Linked DNA regions of Homo sapiens: region 1 is linked to region 2. The links are chromatin contacts, found by Hi-C or POLR2A ChIA-PET in ENCODE. All regions are on one chromosome and are shown on one strand. The core of a region is the stretch at or near the end of the contact, and the rest is flanking DNA. Distances in the headings are between cores, read along the strand shown.

Evidence for each region. A loop is a pair of places that touch in the nucleus more often than their neighbours do. ChIA-PET counts read pairs that join two places held with the same protein, here RNA polymerase II (POLR2A). Pooled maps may share reads with other maps.
Region 1: a loop to region 2 is called in a pooled map, with 9 times the contacts of the local background. The contact joins the promoter of CRY2 here to the enhancer-like site in region 2. A Hi-C loop is called at or near these places in 1 of 37 single-sample maps with no recorded cell type and 5 of 50 pooled maps. POLR2A ChIA-PET finds 5 or more read pairs at or near these places in 1 of 52 experiments (A673).

The regions. Positions count from the first base shown.
Region 1 is chr11:45,845,936-45,849,310 of GRCh38, reverse strand. It overlaps CRY2 (cryptochrome circadian regulator 2), which reads right to left and starts at 1,836. Exons shown (of 12, transcript NM_021117.5): 1 at 1,606-1,836. The coding sequence starts at 1,820. RefSeq lists a silencer at 1,066-1,175 and enhancers at 1,124-1,645, 1,576-1,815, 2,176-2,225, 2,276-2,385.
Region 2 is chr11:44,861,034-44,864,804 of GRCh38, reverse strand. The region is part of intron 3 of TSPAN18 (tetraspanin 18); the gene reads right to left. Among named protein-coding and RNA genes, the nearest start is that of TP53I11, 88 kb to the left of the region's middle. RefSeq lists enhancers at 1,902-1,951, 2,052-2,679, 2,680-3,307. Within about 2 kb of position 2,389, at least 12 of the 41 ENCODE cell types and tissues checked have a DNase peak (open chromatin) inside an H3K27ac peak, as active enhancers do; they include A673, where a contact is called at or near this core.

The sequences.
Region 1 (3,375 bases), core at 587-3,086, 990 kb before region 2:
CTCAGGCATCTGAGCCACATTCCTTTTCTTCTTCACTAGATTGATAGCACGATCACAAAATGATGACCCACAAAAATCCATAAACACCTGGTTCCTAGCAAACTGGAGTTTAATCAACAGGAATTTTATTGTTGATTTTTAATCTTCCCTATCAAAAAAGAGTAGGCAGTACTATGCAATGTCCCCCAAAACCCAATAAAAGAAGAAACTCTGTGACAATGTAACAAGAAGGTAGTCGGATTCCATTTGCCTGGCTCCGACTGGTGCAGGGCAAAGTCTGAGGCTTGGCTTAATGTGCACACTAGGGATGGTCATTTGATGATGCTTGTCAAACCCAACCTCCTATCTGTAGAAAACTGGAGCAGAGACAGAGCAATAAGGCAGCCTGAAAACTGTGGGCAGGCTCTCCACAGGACTCCTTAGTTGTTCCTTCTGGGCAGGAGGGGACACTGAACAGGCCCACTGCTAGCAGCACTCACTCTCTTAGCAGGGCACACACCTTGGAGAGAAAAGAATGGTGTGCCGAGAGCCACGGTATCCTGGAAATAACCCTGTCCATCGATGCAACAAGGCCACAAGCAAACATTCCCCAGAACAATGCAAACAAACCGAGCGACTGCCACTAGGTGTTCTGAAGAGCGATGGGTACATTATGTCTCAAAACTCTTTAGTTTGAATACTGTTTACAGTGAAAATACACTAACGACCTGTTCATCTTTTTCCATGATCATGTCGACTCCATCTCCTGGGGGGTCATCAGAGGGGCCCTTGATATCATGGCTTTCCTGCTCCCTAACCTTACCACAACAGTTCATAAAAGTCTCATCTCTAATGGCTCTACTGTCCTCTAAAATCATGACAAGAGGATGACGGGGTGACACTTTGGATTCTTTTAAATTTTTCTATCGAGGTCAAAGCTCCAGAGCAGGGCTTAAAACATTTTGGAGAATCCCCTGGATTCTCTGGAGCTTTGAACATAAAGCGACTCCACCTGAAGACGCCTTTGGCTTCTTTATTTATAATATAGGGGAGAAGACCTTATTTAATGCTAAGCCAGGGTCACTTGACACCCCTAGAGGCAGGACGGTCTGGGTGCAGGGTAGCCAGGATGGGTGGTAGGGCGGATTCAAACGAGCCAGAGGCTTCGGAGTGATCTCCCCGAGCCCAGCAACGGGCTCTTGAAGAATGCGAGCAAAAACCCGTCCCGCCCTCACACTACGTTATCTCCCTTCCGCCCCTCCCTGAGTAGACCGTAAGAGCCCTAGACCAGGAGCCCCTGTTCTGCCACTCACTGGCTACAAGTCCTTGGGCAGGTCGACTTTGGGTCTCCAGGGCTCAAGGGTCTCATCTGTACAACGGGGATCATGATCTCCGTTCCACAGGCAGTTGTGAGGCTCAAAGGGGTAACAGTGCGAACGCGCTTTGTCAGAGGCTGAACCCTGGCCCACCGGCGCGTTAGGACCATGACGAATTACTTCCCCGGTCTCGGCTTCTCCCCTCTGGCCTTCCAGCCGTGGCGGGGTTGGGGGGATCGTGCTGTTCGCCGGTCACCCCAGGGTCAGGGTCCTGGCTGCGTCCCCGCCACCCAGCCCCGGGTCCCCTCACCTCCATCGGTTGATCCCGACTGAGGAGGAGGCCGCGAACCACGGGTCGAGAATGTAAACGCAGCGCACGCAGCGCGCCCCGCGCACGGCCGCCAGCAACGCCGGGTTGTCGTGGAGTCGCAGCCCTTTGCGGAACCAGTGCACCGAAGAGGCGCTGTCCGTGCCGGGCGCTGGCGCCGGGGCCACAGCTGCCGCCGTCGCCACAGTCGCCGCCATGACTGTCCAGACTGCTCCAGCCACCCCCGCTCCGCCCCGGTAGGCGACGTGGACCCCGCCCATAGCCCGCCCAGTGACCTATGACGCCGCAACTCCACCCTTAGTCCCCGCCCACAGGGCCCCAGAGCCCCTCTGCCATTGGCTGAGTGCCTTCCACCTGGCGATTGGCCCAGAGGCGCCGGAACAGGCCCGCCCCCTCACGTTCCTACCATGTGTGGGTCCGCCCGGGTGGAGCTGGCATGCGGACAAGTGACGCAGGCTGGGGCTGTCCGCAGGCTGGGGCTGTCCGCGGAGTGCCGGGAGTAGGCCAAGTCTCAAGGGACAGCGGATCTCTTACCCACGTCCTGTTCAGGGCCTGCTTCTAGAAGAAGCTGCCTGGGCTGGTAGGGGTTGCTGTGACTACAGCCAGTGACTTGCAAGACTGACAGCTGACCTTCCTATTATCACCAACATCGTCACCATCACCATCTACATCATTCTACTACAGCTGCCATTTATTAAGTGCACTTTATATGGCAAGAGACATGATCATCTCCTTACGTAGACGGTCTCATTTACTATTCTCAACTCAGCCCAGTTACATTCATTTAGCGAACCCCAGTGAAAAAGCTGCTGTTGTTTTCGTTTCACAGATGAAGAAAACGGAGGGTGCCGCAGGTTGAGTGACTTATTCAATATCATAAAGCTGCTAAGAGGATTTCACCCAGATTATTCTGATTTCGAAATTTCTGCTTTTATCCACGAAGCTATACTTCTCTTTGTGCGAAGATCCTTGGTAATTCCAAGTGGCAGAGTCTAAGGACGGGGAAGGAGTGCCCTAATATGCAGCAGTAGAGGATTTGGGAGTAAGGACTGGGAATGTGGGGGACTTGAATTGAGATAGTAATTATGCCATCAGATGAATTTATTTTCTTTTAGTCTGTTTAGTAGATCCAGTGTGTGCAAAGCACTGTACTGGATTCCGGGTAGGGTTCAGAGATGTGGAGGACACTGTCCCCATTCTTCTGGGACGCCAGGTGGAACCCTCTTGGGCTAAGACGGCTTAGTCAAGCTGCAGCTTTGGGGTTATCAGGTGGAAAACAGTCTGTTTCAACTTGACCCTAGGTTGAGCCCATGCTTGGAACCCTTCCTGGACCTGGGACAGAGTGATGAAAGCATTTAGTAATTTAGTCTGCAATTTAGTGGCATTAATTGGCACCACTCTCTAAACCAGTGTCACTGCAATCCTAGGCATTCTCTGTCATTTCCAGGGCTTTTCACGAGCTGTTCCAGCAGTCTAGATCACACTCCCTCTTCCATCTTTGTTTCTAACTCCAGTTTGCTCTGTATCATTGTTCAGTATAGATGTCACCTTCTTGCTGTCTGATCCCAACCTGAATAGTGCCCCATCTTATTCTGTGCTTCTTTTTGGTCACTTGTCTTGGCACACAATACTGAAATTTCTTGCTTAAAAGTCTTTCTGCCCCATTAGAGTATAAACTCCTGGAGAGCAGGGGCTGTGGCTTATTTACATACAGTTGTATGTCTGAAGTCTAGCTCAGGGCTTGGCACCTAA
Region 2 (3,771 bases), core at 1,140-3,639:
ACCCTTTGCAGTTCAGGATCCAAAGAAGCATCAAAGGGGGGTGAAAAATGAAACAGGACCTTGCCATTGGCACCCAGGGCAAGCCCATCTTCCCCGTGAAACACTTAGTTTTCCTGATGCTGAACTGGGACTTGGCAATCCACCCCATAAGGTCCATGTGCAACACTGGACCAGTCCATTTTAGTGGATGCTCTGGCATTTCACCCAGGCCTTAGGCCCAAGATGGCAAGGGAGGGTTGAACAAAGCTTCGGGTGCCATGGGAAGCTGGGGTGGGATTTTCCCCAAGGCCTCAGCCTGAAGACCTGAGCTGCCGAGAGCAGGGACCCTGAGCATCCTATCCAATAGGACCCCACGTGCCTCTCAGAGGCCCAGGCACACAGTAAGTGCTCAATGAAGTGTTGGTGAATGAATGAATAAATGTGATTCTGGGTAAGGCAGCCCCAACCCCAACACTTTTCGGAGATGGGAGGGGTGTGACACCCCACCCCATCACCAAGTTTTTTTTTTTTTTTTTTTTGAGACGGAGTCTCACTCAGTCACCCAGGCTGGAGTGCAGTGGTGCGGTCTTGGCTCACTGCAACCTCTGCCTTCCAGGTTCAAGCAATTCTCCCACCTCAGCCTCCCAAGTAGCTGGGACTACAGGCGAATGCCACCACACCCGGCTAATTTTTGTATTTTTAGTAGAGACGGGGTTTCACTATGTTGGCCAGGCTGCTCTCGAACTCCTGACCTTGAGATCCGCCCGCCTCAGCCTCCCAAAATGCTGGGATTATAGGCATGAACCACCGTGCCCGGTCCCCATCACCAAGTTTTTTGGGACATGGACCAACAGGCACCTATACACTGAAGACTCCCACAGAGTTATATTAATATGATTGAAATATAAATAATAACAACACCAAATAGCATCAGTACTACACTGAATGCTGATCCCTGGCAGGTGCTCTGTTAAGCACTTTCTGTCATTCAAGTATTTCCTTCCATCTTCACACAGTCTTACGAGAAGTGACTATTACTATCTCTAACTTACTTATAAGAATACTGAGGCTGTACTGCTAGCAGAGCTCAGATCCGAACCCAGGTCTGACATGGAATACAATGTTTCAAGCGGAAGGAGCTTGACAAACTATAGGCCAGGAGGCTAAGGACATCAGTAGTGCAGCAGGGACCCAAGTCTCCCAACTTCCAGCCCAGGGTATGCCACTAGGGCAGCTGCTTGCAATGCTCTAAGTGAAAATGAGCCCTAAGCTCTGTAAAGTATCTCAGGAATGAGAGGATTAAGAACTCTTGGTCTTTGTGCAGCACCATCTCTTTGAAAGGGCCCTCCAAAACTCCCCTTCCCAGGGAAGAAGAGGACAAAAGGAAAAGGGAGGCGCTACTAAACTCCGTACCCAAGCTGTAGTTGAAAGCAGCCTTGAAGACAAGATGGCCCCAGGCCCAGCACGGCCAAGCCTGGAGGCCTGCGGGAAAGAAGGCTAACCGAGTTCATCTGGCTTCCTGCCTGGCACAGTCTTTCAAGCCTCAGGGTCCCACTGCCAGGCCTTTGCTCTCACTGTGTCTTCCTCCCGAATGTCCTTTCTAACGTCCGAAACTGGCCTATATCTAGGCACAGCTCACAGGCCTTGCATCCCCTGATTTTACACCACCACTGTGCAGCAGTAACATCTCCTTCTGGCCTCTGAACCCCCAAGCCTTCCTTTATATTTCAGCTCTGGACCCTCCCATTCTTTACCTTGGATGTCTTGACTTTGATCGTCTCCCTTAAAAATCTGGCCTCTGAGGTGCCTGTTGAGTGCATCTGAATGAATGACGAATGCCTGGGAAGTGGAGCTTGTATGATTCGTTTTATTAACAGGTGCACACTCCAGGAGCAGGTCTGCATACAGATCTCTCTAACAGCTGCCCTTCCTCCTCCCCAGGGCCATGACAAGTGGCACCTTACACCCTAAGTCCTAAAGGCTGAGAACCAAGTCATTCTGCTATTTCTGCTGCATCAGGCACAGGTGGGGGCTTTACAAAATGCTGTGGAAAGTAACTGACCGACATATCTACCAAGCCAGCCCAGTTATGGTTTAGCACTGTCTGAGACATCAGGCGAGGGGTTGGGGGCAAGACACCCAGAGGAGGGTCCTGCCCTCAGGAGATCTCCCAGAGGAGAGGTCAGGGAACCCTGAGGACAGGGACCTTTGGGCTTTGCTCACCCTCAATCCCCAGCATTTAAACAGCTCCTGGCACATGATAGGCACTCAACAGCCATTGGCTGAATAAATGAATTAACACTCATTGACCCAGAGGTGCTGAGCTCACCATATAAGGCAGGGTGGTGCTGAGCGCTGAGCTGGCTGCATGGTGAGTCAGAGCTTTGGAGCCCACAGGCGAGACACAGAGCGAGAGAGACTGGGGGAGGGCCAGGAGGTTTGTGGTTGACCAAAACCAAGCAAGGGGCAGCTGCCTGGGAGGCAGCATCACAAGCTGTGGTTTTCGGTATTTTTTCTGCAGAGGAATATTTGCTCAAATGAAATCACACATCGCACCCTAAATGTAGGACAGAGCTGCCGCGGCGGAGGGCAGCAGGGCTGCCAGGCTGGCCTGGCCACGTGTACCCTCGTGCCCCCAGAGACGGAGCTTCCACTCAACCAGTGCCCGTCCCCCTCTGCTCCCCTGTCCCTCTAAGGGGCTTCAGATAAGCAAGGCTGCGGTTGGTCTTCTGGGAAGGGGCCCATTTAGCGCAAAAAACCCTAAAGAGGCTCAAGAAACTCCCCTCAGCCATGAAGGAGTGGAGGTGGGGGGAAAAAGGAACAGGCCTTCCCGGCGAGTGGAGGTCTACTCAAGGCAGCCAGGCGCTGGGGTGGCTGAAATAGTGGGGCGGCCATCAGAGAGTGCAGGGACTCTTTATGAGAAAGACCTTCTGGAACAATCTTTTTGGAACGTGAAGTACCACTCTCAGATCCATCAGAGGCATGGGGGCTGTGTGTGTGTGTGTGTGTGTGTGTGTGTGTGTGTGTGTGTGAAATTTGGGCTTTCAGATACTAGATTCACTAAAAATGAGGCACTTAGAGAGAGGCCAACCCTGGTACCATAAATCACAGGAAGAATCCCAACTGGGACACATGCGACCACCTGGGTGCTTCATCGCCCCCGACTCCCAACATGACACCAGTAGGGAGAATCTGCTGCTTTGTCTGCCCAGCATTCCTTTCTCCTTTTTCTAAAAATAATGCTTGGATTTTCCCTTGCAAGTCCATCCCCTCTCATGCATTCAGGCTGACTTCCCCAACCCACGACACCTACCGACCTCACCACACCACCCCCAACCACCGACCCCCCGCCCAGCACCGACCGCCCCCACCCCAGCACCGACCAGTCCCCACAGCCCCGACCACCTCCCTCAGCACCACCCGCACCCCACCAACCCCCGCACCGACTGCCCCCCGACCAACTGACCCAGTCTGGCCAATCAGCATATCTTATCCTCCAGGTTTCAGTGATTGGGCAGAGGTGTCATGTGACCCAAGACCATCCAATAAGCCTTGACTTTGGGATTTTTGTTGGACCGCCTGGGAAAAAGAAGCTCTCCTTCCATTGGATTTGAAATGAGCAAGGCGTCAGTCTGGATCTGCAGGTGCCTGCCCTGCGGCCACATGGAGAGTGGCTACCGAGGACTGAAGCTCACAAGGAGGGAGGCAGAGGACACGGATGTGGTGAGATACGGTCCTAACAGCATCATTTGAGCCCTGGATTCAGCCCTGCCTGCCTTGAAACCAATAAAT